2 separate regions of the Mus musculus genome follow, and region 1 is linked to region 2. The links are chromatin loops, found by intact Hi-C in ENCODE. Cell type or tissue: heart. All regions are shown on one strand.

Region 1 (8,000 bases), 120 kb before region 2:
TTCCACAGCCCCTAATTAGAATGCAAAAAGCTCTGATTAATGAAATGTGGGTGCAAGCAGTGCCCAGTAGTCCAGGTGCGCCATCACTTTCCCTCCAGACTCCAGTCACAGTGACTAGCCCTGTCAGTCAGGTTCCTGAATGAGCCCACCTAAAGCTGAGTTCTCCTGACCCTTTTCATAGCTGTCTACCTGAGACCGAAGTATCACAGGAGTGAGAAATATAAACCCTAAATGAGCCACGCTGTGAGTAAAATGGGGCTTCTTATTACTGCACCGTAGCCCAGCTCAATCTGACCACAGGTGAGGAGACCCAGCCTTCTCAACATAAAAACTACATTTCCCAGGAGTCCTTGCAACTAGATCTGGCCACCTCGTGGTTAAGTTCAATATAATCAAAAATGGAAGTTGTATAAACAGTTCACAGAGAGGTCTTCCCTGCAAGAAACAGAGCAAGTGAGAGAGTTGGGGTCCTGGGGATGCTGTAGACAGATTCACCATGCTAATTAGAGAGAGATCTGAGCAAAAACTCCCTAACTTAAGTGACTTCTCTGGGGAGTCACAATTTTCCAGGCTCTTTCTAAACACGTTTAACCCACATCCAAGCAGCATTTTCCAGATAGGGCGTCTAAGTCTAACTGCTCCACTCTCACAGGACAGTCTGGAGAATGCTGCACTAGTCATAGTGTCCCTAATAAATGCATTCAAAATATATGCATTTATTAAGTATATAGCAAGCCAAAGTAAAAAGAATAAATAACAAGTCAGGCATGGAGGCTGTACTGCCTGGGTTTGTGTCAACTTGACATAGGCTGGAGCTACCACAGAGAAAGGAGCCTTTCTTGAGGAAACGCCTCCATGAGATCCATTTTCTCAATTAGTGATCAAGGGGGCAGGGCCCATTGTGGGTGGTGGTGCCATCCCTGGGCTGGTAGCCTTGGGTTCTATAAGAGAGCAGGCTGAACAAGCCAGGGGAAGCCAGCCATTAAGGAACATCCCTCCATGGCCTCTGCATCAGCTCCTGCTTCCTGACCTGCTTGAGTTCCAGTCCTGACTTCCTTTGGTGATGAACAGCGGTTTGGAGGTGTAATCTGAATAAACCCTTTCCTCCCCAACTTGCTTCTTGGTTTTGATGTTTTGTCCAGGAATAGAAACCCTGACTAAAATAATAGTGCATACCTTTGATCCCAGCAATCAGGAGGCAGAGAGGCAGGCAGATCTCTGTGAGTTTGAGGCCAGCTTGGTTGGTCTACAGAGCAAGTTCCAAGACAGCCGGGGCTACATAGAAAACCCTTGCCTTACAAAAACAAAAGATGAATAAAATTTTAAAGTAAATTAAAGATAATAAATAGCAAGCAAAAGGTAAATAGCAAAACACTATCAAAGCAGATGCTCACAATATCCAGTGGGAACCTACCTACTGGGCATGGACATCAGGCGTCAGCAGTGGCCCCACTCAGCTTCTCTCCATGGAGGAGCTCCTGGCTCCTCTCTGTGCAGACACCTTTATATCAGAGGACAAAGGATAACAGCCTCGGGCTGGAGAGTTGGCTCAGCCATTAAGAGCACGTGCTTCTTTTCCTAGAGGACCTGAGTTCCATTCCCAGCACACCTGCCTGTAACTCCTGCCTGTAACTCCTGCCTGTAACTCCTGCCTGTTACTCCTGTAGTCACAGACACATTCACACAATAAAAATAAAAGTAAAAGAAGAAGAAGAAGAAGAAGAAGAAGAAGAAGAAGAAGAAGAAGAAGAAGAAGAGGAGGAGGAGGAGGAGGAGGAGGAGGAGGAGGAGGAGGAGGAGGAGGAGGAGGAGGAGGAGGAGGAGGAGGAGGAGGAGGAGTAAGACCTTGGAAATGACTTGTCTTCTAGCTGTCCTCAAAGACATAATACTTTTTAAAAAAAAAGATTTACTTATTTATTTATTTGTTTAATGTATATGAGGACACTGTAGCTGTGCAGATGGTTGTGAGCCATCATGTGGTTGCTGGGAATTGAGGACCTCTCACTCTGGCCCCACTTGCTCCAGCCCAAAGATTTATTTATTATTATATGTAAGTACACTGTAGCTGTCTTCAGGCACCCCAGAAGAGGGCATCAGATCTCATTACGGATGGTTGTGAGCCACCATGTGGCTGTTGGGATTTGAATTCAGGACCTTCCGAAGAGCAGTCAGTGCTCTTAACCACAGAGCCATCACTCCAGCCTCAACATAATGCTTTTTTACTCTTGAGTTGTTTTGCTGTCTTTTCCTCCCTGCTACTGAGGTAGGGATGTTTAGCCCTTCCCCAGACAAGGGGCCTTGGGGGACACTGAGACAAACATGCTCGGGTCTGACGTGGGGGGTGTTTAAGCTCCAAGAGCTTAAACAGAGGAGTTCAATTCTCAGCACCTACACTGGGCCGTTCACAACTGCCTGTGACTCCAGCTTCAGAGGATCCAGCGCCCTCTTCTGGCCTCCTCAGGTCCTACACTCATGTGCACAACCCCCCTGCTCCCCACCCCACCCCACACATACACATAAAAATAAGTCTCTAAGCCAGGCCTGGTGGCACACGCTTTTAATCCCAGAACTTGGGAGATGGAGAAACCCTGTCTCAAAAAGATTGAAATAAATAAAATTTTAAAATCAGTTTAAAAATCAACAAAATCAATGACAAAATCCTGTATAATTTATTAAATATTATGTATATAATATGCTGTATCACATAATATCATATTCTATATTATATATTTTGTGGGTAGGCCATGACCTCTGACCTCAGATTTTCAAGAGTCTTAGTCTATACATTGCCACCTTGTGACTGGAGACACTGGGGCTGGAGAGCCGATGTGGCTGTCTCGAGGCAGCACGCTGGTGATGGGAAGGAAAGGTTGTTTGTTGTTGTTGTTGTTGTTGTTGTTGTTGTTGTTGTTGTTGTTGTCAGGATGAGCTGGATTTTGCTGCAGTAACAATTAGCCCCGTGCTGTCCCCAGCTTGAAAAGCTTGTAAGATTTATTTTTTTCCCCTCCTACAAGTTTGTCTCAGGTGGATAGGTGTGACAAGGGTCAGAAGAACTCAGCTGCATGTGGACATCTTCAGAAATGAGGCTGACAAGGTTACTCACTGTAGCAGGGAAAAGCAGGGCACGTGGGTGTGCACCCAGCGATTTTTATAACACACGTTCCCCCTCCCCCCCAAAAGCTGGAAATAAGGCTTCCACTCACTTTCCATTGGCTGAATAAAGTCACATGGTACTGAGTTCTATAAAGACCGCAGTCTTGCAAATCTCCTCCGACCGGAAGTGGGAGACCTGGAGTACTGTATGCATCCTGGGAATTGAACCCTGATCCAGCTCCCCTGACAAAAATATCTAAGCAAGCCTGCCCTGCTTAAGTTATTTTTTCCATGGACTCCATTTATCCAGCAGACACTGAACCAGAGCATAGAGGCTAGGGGCAAACCGCAAGTGCCGATAGATGCGACGAGGGTAACCTTGGCAGAGGCTGGTTGTAGATTGAAAAGGGAGGGTTAGAAAGCAGGAAGGGTGAAGAGAAACCCATCCATTCATGAGCTCCACACGTATTTATTGAGCACCTGCTGGATACAGCACTGTTTTAGGTCCCAGGAGACATCTATATAACCAAAACAGAGACCTCTTCCTTGGGGGGCTGAGCTCCCCGCAAGGAGACTACGGGACAATCGAAGAGGTGCGGACCAAACCACAGAGGTGACATTGTTGGGAAGGGGAGCAATGGAATAAATGTTCAGACCACTAAGATATTTGTGCTTCTGTGTCCATAAACTAAAAACAGGCCAGCAAGATGGCTCAGTGGGTAAAGGGCCTTGCGGCCAAGCCTCGTGGCCTGAGTTTTGCTCTCTGGTACCCACACATTGGAAGGAGGGAACTGACTTCTACATACGACATACACACAATAATAAGTAAGTGGGTTTTTTGGTTTGGCTGGGAGATATATATCGGAAGGAGTGTGAAAAGCAGTCATTCTTGAATCCAGGAACCTGCAGATCCCACACAGTTCATTAAGTAGGTGTGCATGCTGAACCAGCAGGAGGCAGCAAAGGCTAACACATAGCCCGCCTAGCACAAACTCGGCCACAACCTGATGCCCACCCCAACCCCCATCTCCCACCCCACTTTCCCCACCTTGTGAGTATTCACAGCCCACTCTACTGCCTCCTGTCAAAATACCCAACCTTGATCAGCCTCTGCCTGCAGCAAGAACAAATGCTATCAGCCCCTGAACTTAGCTTTCCCAGTCCCCACAGCCCAGCTTAGACCAGGCAGCTCCCCTCCCCTCCACCTCAGCCTCTCCATGGCCTGTCTTTCTCCCCACGCAAAGCAGCCCAAGGAGCTTTGTTCACTCCAAAAATCAACCCTTCCCCTCCCTGTCTGGAACAGGCCATTGCACCCAGTGCCTTTAAAGACAAACTTTTCAGGCTGGGTGTGAGGTGCACCCCTTTAATCCCAGCACTGGAGGGGCAAGGGGGGAGCAGGAGCAGGTGGGTCTCTATGAGGTCAAAGCCAATCTGATCTACATAGTGAGTTCCACGCCAGCCAAGACTACATAGAGAGACCCTGTCTCAAAAACCGAAACAAACAAGCAAACAACCTCCCCCCCCCCAAAAAAAATAGCAGCAGTATGGTGGTACACACCTGTGATCCCAGTGGGGACTTCTGGTCCCCCTTTAGTATTCTGTACCCCTTATCCCCACTTTGGGATCCACAGAACTGAACTGCCTTCTGTACCCCAAAACTCAACCTGGGGCTCTCCTCTCCCTCTCTCTGGAAGAATGCAAACAAATACAAAAGAGAAGGACCCAAAGTGTAACCAAAGCAGGTGTCAAGGAGGACGGGATTCCAGGCAACGCAGCCTGAGCTGGGTGTCCTTGACTGGAACTGGGCAGCAGCAGGGGTCCCTGTCACCGGCCCCTGCCACTCCCAGGATACAGTCAGCTTTTAAAAGATAGTGGCTCCTTGTTTGACAAAAGAGGAAGTGGGCCTGGGGAAGGAAGTAGGCTGGGCTCTGAGCCCAGAGTCAAAATGATTCAGGGGGGAAACCTTCTGTTCGGAAGCCACCTCTGTGGGCGAAAGGTCCTGTGCCCGCTTACAGGGTCACAGGATCATCCCGCATAGACTGGTGATCAGAAGTGTAGACGCCTCTCCCAAAACAGCAGACTTCCATGAACTCCCAAGGGCACCAGGGACGGTGTGCAGGCCTCTGTAGGGTCACAGGGGTGACCTCATCCTGCCCCTGTGGTTGGTGATGAGCTGAGATGGAGGTAGCCCTGGGCCAGGAAGTGAAGGCCAGAACTGAAAGCAGCCGTCCACAGCACACCAGTCGGGAAGAGAGAAACCAGTGCAGAGTTAGTATTCAGAGACTTTCTGCTATCTGTCTGTCTGTCTGTCTGTCTGCCTGTCTGCCTGGCTGTCTGTCTTGGAACTCATTCTGAATATCAGTCTGGCCTCAGACTCACAGAGATCCTCCTGCCCCTGCCTCCCTTCCAGGTGCTGGGGTCACAGGCCAATTGGGCCGCCATGGTTGGCTTTCTTTGCTCTTATACAATCCAGGGCCTCAGACCAGGGAATGGCACCTCTCACTTTGAGGTGAGTCCTCCCACATCCATTAACACAGTCAGACAATCCCCCACAGACACTCCAGAGGCCATGCTGCTGCCCTCAACAGTCACTCAGAGACTCACTTCCCGGGTGATTTTTCAGGGTGTGTGAAGTTGAGACATTAATCATCACACTGGAGGATTCTAGGTGGTTCTCTACCTCCAAAGTCGGCCTTCCCTGTTTGAAGTGAGTCCTCCATACACACTTCCCAGGCCCCAAATCATGGGTTCTACCAACTATGCCCAATATACGCATGAGGGACTGGAGATGAACCTGCATCTTCACGCCACCTTAAAAGCTGGCTTGGCCCTCTGTCTATAACCCCAGCGCAGAAGGGCAGAGACAGGAGGATCACTGGAACTGGCTGGCAGCCGGCCTAGCTCTGGGTTCAGCAAGAAACCCTGCCTCAGGGAACAGGTGGAGATGTGGACATCCCTTGTTTTCTTAGGGGCCAGGGAGGGGGTCGGAAACACACATATGCACCGACCCACACAACATACAGTGGAGAAAGTGCCTGCTTTTTGAGGAATGAGGGCCTGGGTTCAGATGCCTGGCATCAAGGTCAAAAGCCAAGTGTGACAACTCGTGCCCAAACCCTAGCACTGGGGTGGACGTGGTGGTGGTGAAGGAGGGGTGTCTACGCTCACCAGCCAGGCAGAGCACAGAAATGGTGTGCTCTAGGCTCAGTGAAAGACCCTGGCTCGAAAGAAAGAAAGAAAGAAAGAAAGAAAGAAAGAAAGAAAGAAAGAAAGAAAGAAAGAAAGAAAGAAAGAAAGGAGGGAGGGAGGGAGGGAGGGAGGGAGGGAGGGAGGGAGGGAGGGAGGGAGGGAGGGAGGGAGGGAGGGAGGGAGGGAGGGAGGGAGGGAGGCAGGCAGGCAAGAAAGAAAGCAAGCAAGAAAGCAGGTTGGGTGCACAGCTTTGACCCTAGCCCTTTAGAGACAGAGACAGGTTGATCTCTGTGAGTTTGGGGCCAGCCTGATCTACGTAGAGCGTTCCAGACCAGCGGGGGGGGGGGGGGAGTGCATAGTGAGACCCTGTCTCAAAAAAAAAAGTAAAAATTGTAAAAAAGAAAGAAAATAAAAGGGAAAGGTGATCGCTAGACATGGAGCTATAGCACGGCATTTACCTAGTCTGCAGGGGGTCCCGAGTTCAACTCCTACTGCCTACATGAAAAATTAACAACCGTTGTGTTGTGTGGGACAGGAGAGACAGCACCCACGTGGTGACTCACAACCACCTGCAACTCCAGTTCTGGGGGTCAGACATCCTCTCCAGGCTATTTCAAGCACTACATGCATGTGGAAGCTAAATATAATACACACACAATAAAAATAAAGGTTAATAATAACAGTAGTAATAATGATGTGTTGATCAGTCGTGGAAGATACCTGACAGATATCATCCACCTCTAGCTTCACAAGGACTTGTAGACAGACGGGCAGACAGACAGACAGACAGACACACACACACACACACACACACACACACACGAAGTCCTGTGTCTCTGATGAACATGTGCAGGTTTTTTCTTGCTGTGGTTCCTACAGCGGCAGTGTGACAGGGCAGCTGTACCCATGTGACAGCCTTTGGTATGCTGAGTTGTACTGAAATGGCTGAGTGCACCCAGGAGGCTATGGTAGGTCTAGGACCAATGCTACTATTGATCAACATTGTCAGCATCTTGGGCTTGGGTAGCCATGGAGTTGATTCCAAATCCCACCCAGAACCTTCTGCCATCAGGTGGAGATGAGGGGATGGGGACTATGATTGGCTGTGAGTGTGACAGGCATAGGAGTGTGGGGACACAATGATGGATGCCACCTTCTATTTGAAATAAATACATTCGATTTCCGTAATAACCTTTTTTTTAAAAAAAAGTTTTTTAAAAAGATTTATTTATTATTGTATATAAGTACACTGTAGCTGTCTTCAGACACCAGAAGAGGGTGACAGATCTTATTATAGATGGTTGTGAGCCACCATGTGGTTGCTGGGATTTGAACTCAGGACCTTCAGAAGAGCAGTCAGTGCTCTTAACCACTGAGCCATCTCTCCAGCCCCAAAAAGAGTTTTTTATTTAATGTATGAGTATCTGCATGTACACCTGCATGTCAGAAGAGGGCCCAGGATTTCACTATAGATGGTTGTGAGCCACCATGTGGTTGCTGGGAATTGAACTCAGGACCTCTGGAAGGGCAGCCAGTGCTCTTAACCGCTGAGCCATCTCTCCAGCCCAATACCATCTTTTAAGATTTAAGGTGTGTGTGTGTGTGTGTGTGTGTGTGTGTGTGTGTGTGTGTGTGTGTGTGCCCCTGGAGGTCAGAAGAGGGAATCAGATCAGAGAGAGACCCTGGAGCTGGAGTTACAGATGCCTGGTGTGAGTGCT
Region 2 (8,000 bases):
GGAGGTTGACTTCACAAGTATGAGACCCACCCAGTTCTCTGTCAACAAAGCAAGCTGCTCTTGGGCTGAAGCATGCCTCATAGGCATGAAATCTGGTAGCGCCACACTCCCCTGGCTTCCTTCCTGAGCCTGCCCTACCCACAAAGACCCGCCTAGAGGGAGCCTAGCCCACTTGGTGGCAGTCCAGAAGAGCAGGTGCACAGGGGAAAAAGACGGCCGGACATGCCGACTCTTCTGGGCTTTTTTTTGTTTTTTGTTTTAAAGATTATTTTATTTATATGAATACACTGTAGCTGTCTTCAGACACACCAGAAGAGGGCATAGGATCCCATTACAGATGGTTGTGAGACAACATGCAGTTGCTGGGAATTGAACTCAGGACCTCTATAAGAACAGTCAATGCTCTTAACCACTAAGCCATCTCTCCAGTCCCCAGACCTCCTCCATCTTTAGCTGGGTCAGAATAAAAGAGCTTTGGAAAGACAGTGATGGGTCTGCCAGGCAGCTGTTCGGATAAAAGCTATACCAGTCTGAGCAACTTCGTTTGTTTTCTGGAACCATGATAGAAGGAGAGAATCAACTCCCTAAATTTGACCTCTGACCTCTATGCATGCTCTGCCCCCCCCCCAGAAGAAAATGGGGAGAAGGAAGAGGAAGGGGAGGTTATAATCCAGGACTTAAGATGGCTCAGCAGGTAAATGTTGCTCGCTACCAAGCTGAAACCTGAGATCAATCTCTGGAGACCCACAAAATTGAAGGAGAGAACTGACCCCCACAACCTATTCACATAGGCCCCTCCCAACCACAAATTAAAAAAATAAGTATATACATATACAGATTCAAGAGGTGGTAAGCATTCATTGTTCTTTCCTGTAGAGGACCCAGGCTTGTTTCCCAACACCCATATTGCAGTTCACAACAATCCATAACTCCAGGGAATCTGCTGCCCTCTTCTGGCCTCCACGGGCACCAGGAATTCATACGGTGCACATCCATCCAGGCAAAATGCTCATATATATAAAAGTAAACCTCAAAAACAAAAAAGTCACCGGGTGTGGTGGCGCACGCCTTTGATCCCAGCTCTTGGGAGGCAGAGGCAGGCGGATTTCTAAGTTCGAGGCCAGCCTGGTCTACAGAGTGAGTTCTAGGACAGCCAGGGCTACACAGAGAAACCCTGTCTCGAAAAACCAAAACCAAAACAAACAAAAAGTCATCAAGGCTCTCAGCATGGTGGTAATCTTAGCACTACAGAGAGGCAGAGGTAGGCAGATCTCTATGAGTTCAAGGCCATCCTGATCTACATAGGAAATTCCAGGCCAGCCAGGGCTACAGAGCTACATAGTAAGACTCTGTATACTGGCTGATTTTATGTGTCAACTTGACACAAGTTAGAATCATCAGAGAGGAAGGAGCCTGAGAAAATGCTTCCATAAAATCTGGCTATAAAACGTATTTCAATTCGTGATCAATGAGAGAGGGTCCAGCCCATTGTGAGTGGTACCATTCCTGGGCTGCTGGTCCTGGGTTCTATAAGAAAGCAATCTGGGCAAGCCACCAGGAGGAAGTCAGTAAGCAGCACTCCTCCATGGCCTCTGCTCCTGCCTCCAGGTTTTTGCCCTGCTGAATTCATGTCCTGACTTCGTCCAGTGATGGACAGGAATGTGGATGTGTAAGGCAAATAACCCTGTAGTTGGTCTTTGCTACTTTGTGGGTTTCTCTTTTTCCCACCCTTTGTTCCACACTATGCCCCGTTTCACCTACTATCACTAGACAGGAGAGAGACAGGGAGAGAGGGGGAGAGAGATCCAGATCCCTGAATCTAATTTCTTTCCTTTAGTGTCTTCTTTGAGGACAACTATGACAAACCATGACCAACGACCACGCAGCGTACCTATTGGTCCTCTAGCACTTATTTACCCTCTGTACAGTTTCCAGAATTCCAAACGCCACACAGTCGCAGAAACTATACGTGGCTGACAAAAATCACACCTCTGCTGGAGCACGAGGCAAATCATAACCAGCTGCTGCAGACAATCTGAAGGATTAAAATGAAACATTGTCATAATACTTCTGTGCTTTTTAAAGGAACCAAAATCTCAAACTTGTCGCTACAATAATCCTTTCCTCCCCAAGTTGCTTTTCTTGTCACAGTGTTTCATTGCAGTTATGGAAAGCCTGAGTAAGACACTCTGTCTTGGGAAAAAAAAAAAAAAAGTTGGAAGCTACAGAGCATTTACTCAGTGTCTGTCATTTATACCACTAGCCTCATGCCACGTTCCTTGCAAACCTGAGATATTATCTGGATGTCATGTTGCATAGCTACTATAAACACCAACAAACCTCACACTGCTCCTTCTCTGGCGGTGGTTTGGAAAGAACCTGTGCCTTAGTTTACTTTTCACACACGGTGACCCTCACGTGGTGATCGTCGCTGATTAGAACTGGGTCTGTAGACCACAGTGGCTTGGAATTCTGTGAGATCTTTCTGTTTCTGCCACCTAAGTACTGGGATTACAGTTGTGCAGCACCAACCCGACCCCCTTCCTAAGATTCTTGTGAGCAACAAAAGAATTTTGAATAGTGTCCATTGTGGACCTGCCTCTTTTCATAACCCTGACCTTTGGCACCAAGCCACTTTCCCTTCCCATGACTCAGTTCCCCTTCCTTCTCCACGGCTTGATCGGGGACTGCTTGGGAGAAGACTTACACGAGGGCCTGGTGGGCAGACAAAGCTAAAACCCTTTATCAACAATGTTGTTAAAGGGGTGTGGCAACAGCTCAGAAAGGAGAGAGCTAGCTCAACTTGGAGTCAGTGCATGCCTACAATCCCTGGCTGGTTAGCCAGGACGACAGGAGATGCCATCTCATAAAACAAAACCAAGGTGGGTGGAATGGCTTCAAAGGTTGTGCCACCAAACTTGGCTACGTGAGTTGGGGCCCCGGCACCCACTTGCTGCTTCCAACTCAAAGCAAGTTGTTATTTGCCCTTCAGAAGTCAGCACGGCCTGCACACACACAAAATAATCAGCAAGCAAACAAATAGGAGCATTAACAAGAGTGGAAAGCAAGTTGGTCAGAGCCAGGGTCCACTCCTTGGGCCTTGCCACATGGGAGAGGGGCTTCATGTATGTGGCCGGTGGAGAAGGGGCCCTACCCCAGCCCAGGTGGCTCTCTCACAAGAAACCCCCAAATGCCTGGCCCTTGGGGAGGATTTGGCTGTCAGGTACTTCAGCAGCGGAGTACCTGTTCCCCTCCCCCATCCCCAACAAGTGGACCTTCTCATTAGCTCCACTCGGCGGCCCTGGGAATGTGAAAAGGCGGGTGGGGGTGGGGAGGGTGGAGCGTCTACGAAGAGACAAAAGGGCCGCCTCAAAACCAGCCACAAAGACCACAGGATTCTGGTGAGATAGAGAAAGTGGGACAAGGACAACCGGAAGGGACTGGTAGGGCCAGAGGACAGACTGACTGGTCCAGCCCCACCCAGCGGGGTTCGGCCTGCTGGGTTGGTTTATGCTGCCCCCTCGCGGAAGGCTGCGATATAAAAAAAGGATACTGGGTGGGAGGGACGCAGAGGCCAGATGCAGGGACAGGAATATTAAGAGTGACACAGAAAAAAACTATGAGACAAGAAACAGAAAGTGACAGGGACGCAAAGAGAGACGCACACAGTCAAAGGAATGCAACGAGACACGGGGACTAAGTGACATAGGCACATGGACAGACAAAGAAACACCAGAGCAGAGCCACAGAGAAACATGGGGATGCGGAGGGAGACTCAGAGGTAGAGAAAGAGGAGAAATCTGGAAAGAAATGATGCGGCGACACGAGAACCCAGGGCAGAGATCAGAAAGAAATGGGGTCCACTAAGAAGTGACCCCGACCTACCACAGCAGCAGGACTAGGAGAAAGGCTGGGACAGGGGTGTGGCCTCACCAAGGGGCGGTGCCTCAGGAAGGGAGGCCCTATGAGAGCCCACATACTCAGGCTAACCAGAGGGCAGTGGGGCGTGGTCTGGGCGAGAAGGCATGGCTTCTCCTGGTGGGAGGCGACCGGAAGTTTAGAAGGGGGTGTGACCGCGTCTCATTAGAGTGACCAGTAGGGGGCGCAGTGGGTCTTCCCGGGTTGTGTGTGGGCGTGGCTCCATGTCGAGTGGGCGTGGTCAAATAGTTAATTCCAGGAGAAGGCGGAGATAGAATCGTGGGGCCAGACAGGTGTGGGACGCGGGATGGGCGGGGTCTTAGCCCTGAGAGGGGCGGAGCCTGAGCCCTAGGATCGGCTTGGCGAAGAGGGGCGGGGCCTGTGACGTCATGAGTCCGGCCCGCTGGAGCTAAGCGAGGGGCCGGGGGGCGCGGATCCTGAGAGCCAGGCGAGGGAAAGCTGGGCCGAACGAACTGATCCGGGGAGCCGTGAGCGGCGGAAGCCGGCCTGGAGCCGGACACTTCAGACCCCTGACTGCCCTCCCAGCCGATCGGTACACGAAGAGTGGTCCCTAGGCACCCCCTGCCCGGGCCCAGTCCCTCCCCGGGCCCCCCATGGCCCGGGCCGCAGTCCTCCCGCCGTCCAGATTGTCACCGACGCTGCCGTTGTTGCCGCTGCTACTGCTCCTGCTTCAGGAAACAGGTGAAAACGCGCGGATGCCTTCGTCAGTCCTCAGAAGGGAGGGAACGGGGCATCGTCCCCCACCTCACTCCCAGCTCCCCGAGGCCCCTTTCCCTCGTGCCCCCTTCTAGGTTGGCCCTACTGATCGAGATTCTCGCAACACACCGGGCTCTCTCTCCGAGTCTCCTAACCTCCCTCTCTGCACCTCGCGTAATCACAAGTGTCCATTCTAACCCGGGTTTCTGACCCCCTCCACCTCCCTCGGCGTGGAAAGGGTTAAATCCTCCCCATCCTGTGCTGATCACTTATCCGGAATCTGGATTTCCGTCTCTGCTCTCCCCCCTCAGGAATGTGGAGAATGTTCCCCCCACTCACACTAGCTGGAGGGTCGTGATGGTGAGGAGGGACGACACCCCCCCCCCTTTTTTTTCTTTTCCTTCTTGTTGGGTTGGGCATCCGAGGCCCGGGGAGAATTGGGCGCGAGGGGACCCACAGTCGAGGTTCCCAAGACGAGTGTGTGTTGGGGGGGGGATGAGTTCGGTCTTTGGGAGCCCTTGGCAAACCAATGATGAGAGTTGGGGGCACTCAGGGGCAGGAAGGGTGTGAGTCTGGAGTGCAAGCCTCAGGGAGTTTACAGACACTGACCCCTGGGTTCTGGGAAAATTAAGAGGTTCTGCCTCCAGGATCTCAGAAGGCGAGCCTAACCCGGGTCTAGATAGAATTGGAGAAAAGGGGTTCAAACTTGTGGGTCTTGGGTTTAACTGTGGGCAAAGAGCTCTGCTCGCTGGGGTCCAGGTGCAGTTAGGGTCCAGAGGCACTATCTTGGCAGGTTCGGATTTAGCTGTAGGCAATGGAATTTAATGATCAAGGGACTCTGACCTTTACCCCTCTGCCCCCAAATATAATCAAAGGCTTAAAGACGTAGCCTGAAATTGGGAACTTAGTCGGCTGTGTCCCAGGTAGAGTCAGAGCCCGGGAGGTTTGCAGTTTTCCTCCCCTTCCCCCTTTCCTTGTGAGTGGCAACGTCCCTGGGGAAGTTTTCCGGTATCGCTTTCACCTAGTTTGGGAGGGGCGGGGCGGGGCTGGAGCGCTAAGAGTCCCAACTCCTGGTTTCGGGACCTTATCTCTCCTTTGGTCACGCCTTTGTCCTCGAAGCACTTGGAGAGGTAAATGGGAGGAGCCTCCTCTCTAAGACTCGCTCCCCTTTCCCCACCCCCCAGCCCTGGAGGGGACTTGGGGCTCTGCGAGGCCAGGGGGTGGGGGTGGGGGATGGGGTGAGGTGTAAACAGGTGTGCTGACCTCGCCCCGCCCCTAGCAGGTGACCTGGCTGTTTCTTCCTAACTACACACTCTGGGATGGGGAGCGGGGAGTTTCTGGAGAGTTTGCTCAGAACGGGGATCAGAAGGATCGTAGGGAGAATGCCTGTCACTTTTGGCCTCGTTTTTTCTTTCGTCACCTCCTTTGAGGTCATTGGCCTTGACCTCCCAGATAGATGAGATCTGTACCTGTCCCTCTGAGTGAATTCTTAGAATCCACCCGTGTGGTACCTCATAGCAGATTCCACAGAACCCCAGAGCAAACCTTGTTCCCCTTCCCAGCCTGCGAACGGGGAAACCGAAAAGGACACTCTCCCAAGGTTCCACTCCCGTCCCTTGAAAGCCTTTGAAAGCCAGCAACCCAATAGCCAGGCTGGGCAAGCTCCCCAAAGTGCTTCCTATTTCCTAGACCTGTGGTGACTGTCCCTTCTCTGTTGAATCCCTGGGGGGATTTCCTGGGGCTGGGCCTTCCCTTCGAACGTTGGGGAGAGGACCTTGGCCTTTCCTAACCCATCCTACTCCTATCTCCACTTCCTCATTCCTTCTCTCTCCCTCTCCTTTTTCTTTTTTCATTTCCCTTTCCATCTCTCCCTTCTCTCTCTTTCCGGGCTCTTTCTCCTTTCTGTTCTGTTTGTCCTTCCTTTGCTCTCTCCATCTCTCCCTTGCTTTCCCTACATCTCTTTCCCCTGGCTCTAGCTGCTCAGCCTCCCTGCTTCCTGGCCTCCTCTGGGAATGGGGCTTACACCACCTGGACCTCCTGCTGGAGCCTGAGCCTCCCTCCCCACTCTTCCCTATCTCTCTCTGCTCATCTATGTCATCCAGGCAGCCCCACACAGTGGCGGGGGAGGGGAGAAGAGGGGATGGCAGGCCTGGCTGTCTCTTCTCGTTAGGGAAGGGGAACTGAGCAGAGAAGAAATGGGGGAGGGGGAGGGGGGGGCAAGAGACAGGATGGAGAGCAGGGATATAGGAAGAGGAGCCAAGAGAGGGAGGGGACGGGGATCAGACCTATGCAAGGATGGAGTAATGCAAGGATGGAGTCATGCACAAAGAATGAAGGAAGATTGCAAGGGAGGGCAGAAAGATACCAGAAAGGGGCAGGGGTGCTGGGGTGCTGGGAGGGGTATAGGCAGGGACACTGGAAGGGCAGAGAGGTTTGGTGACAGGAAAGGAGATCAGAAGACCCCAGCCAGAGGGCTGTGGAGATCCTGTGACTTGGAGAGGTCAGAGCACAGGCCAGTCTCAAGGCCAGCCAGCATGTAGGGGCCACAGGGAGTTAAAGACACGGGAGGCACAGGGAGTCTTGCACAAGGGCCAGCTCCCCTGCCCCCGCTGGGATGCTGATACATTTTTAATGCCCCAGCAATGCTGAGAAACAGAGCAGGAAGGGAGGAGGAGATGGACCAGGAGAGATGGCCCGGCAGTAAGAAAGTATGTCAGGAGCCTTGGAGAGGTGTGAGTGCTGGATGCCTAGAGACATGGAGACCCCAGGGTCACAGAAACAGAAACCTAAGACAGGGATGAACACCTGTGACTCCAGCACTCAAAGAAAGCTGAGGAGGGCGGGGGGGGGGGGGGGGGGGCGGGGGGATTGCAGGGAGTTCAAGGCCAGGCTGAGTTACATAGGAAGACCTTGTCTCAAGACAGAATGGTGGAGTCAGGCCTGTAATCTCAGTGCCAGCGTGGGGGAGGCTGAGGCAGCACACTGTCCACCCCCAGGGCCGCCTTGGCTGGAGAGCGGAAAGACTGGGGGGAAAAAAGAAATGGGCTGGGCCAGTGGATAGAGTGTTCACCTAGCATGCACGACACCCTGGGTTCCAAACTCAGCACCTCCAACGGCAGGCATGGTGGCACAGGACTGGAATCCAAGCGAGAATTCCGGATTGCATGGCTATGTAGTGAGATTGAGGCCAGGCAGGGTTATCTGAGTCCTTCTCTCGGAAGAAAACAAGAGGAGCAAAGCAGTCGGCAGAGTGCTTGCCTAGCATGCATGAGGCCTAGGGTTCAATCCCTCGCACCCAAAAATCACCAGTGGTAGTGTGCACCTGTAATCCTGCAAATGGAAGATAGAGACCAGAGCTTCAGAAG

What was found. Hi-C counts contacts between places; a loop is a spot of excess contacts. Peaks named below come from ENCODE experiments on the same cell type or tissue, not always from the same donor. Only the 100,000 strongest peaks of a DNase experiment are listed, where the experiment ranks them.
Region 1: it touches region 2 in a loop (4-fold over the local background); 5 of 42 quality-filtered maps call a loop at or near these places.

Annotation. Positions count from the first base shown.
Region 1 is chr7:19,868,479-19,876,478 of GRCm38, reverse strand. Ceacam19 (carcinoembryonic antigen-related cell adhesion molecule 19) reads left to right here. Exons shown (of 7, transcript NM_177036.5): 7 at 1-737. It also overlaps a transcript of Ceacam16 not described here. Among named protein-coding and RNA genes, the nearest start is that of Ceacam16, 11 kb to the right of the region's middle. In heart, CTCF peaks have their summits at 2 (motif pointing left), 2,408 (motif pointing left) and 4,023 (motif pointing right); DNase peaks (open chromatin) are centred at 28 and 5,038; H3K27ac peaks cover 425 bases.
Region 2 is chr7:19,745,835-19,753,834 of GRCm38, reverse strand. It overlaps Nectin2 (nectin cell adhesion molecule 2), which reads left to right and starts at 4,262. Exons shown (of 9, transcript NM_008990.3): 1 at 4,262-4,620. The coding sequence starts at 4,533. It overlaps Gm34744 (a long non-coding RNA gene), which reads right to left and starts at 4,265. Exons shown (of 3, transcript XR_881878.3): 1 at 3,886-4,265; 2 at 1,892-2,035. In heart, CTCF peaks have their summits at 148 (motif pointing right), 948 (motif pointing left), 3,511 (motif pointing left) and 4,097 (motif pointing right); DNase peaks (open chromatin) are centred at 14, 3,494, 4,004, 4,834 and 3 weaker places; H3K4me3 peaks cover 5,074 bases; H3K27ac peaks cover 5,747 bases.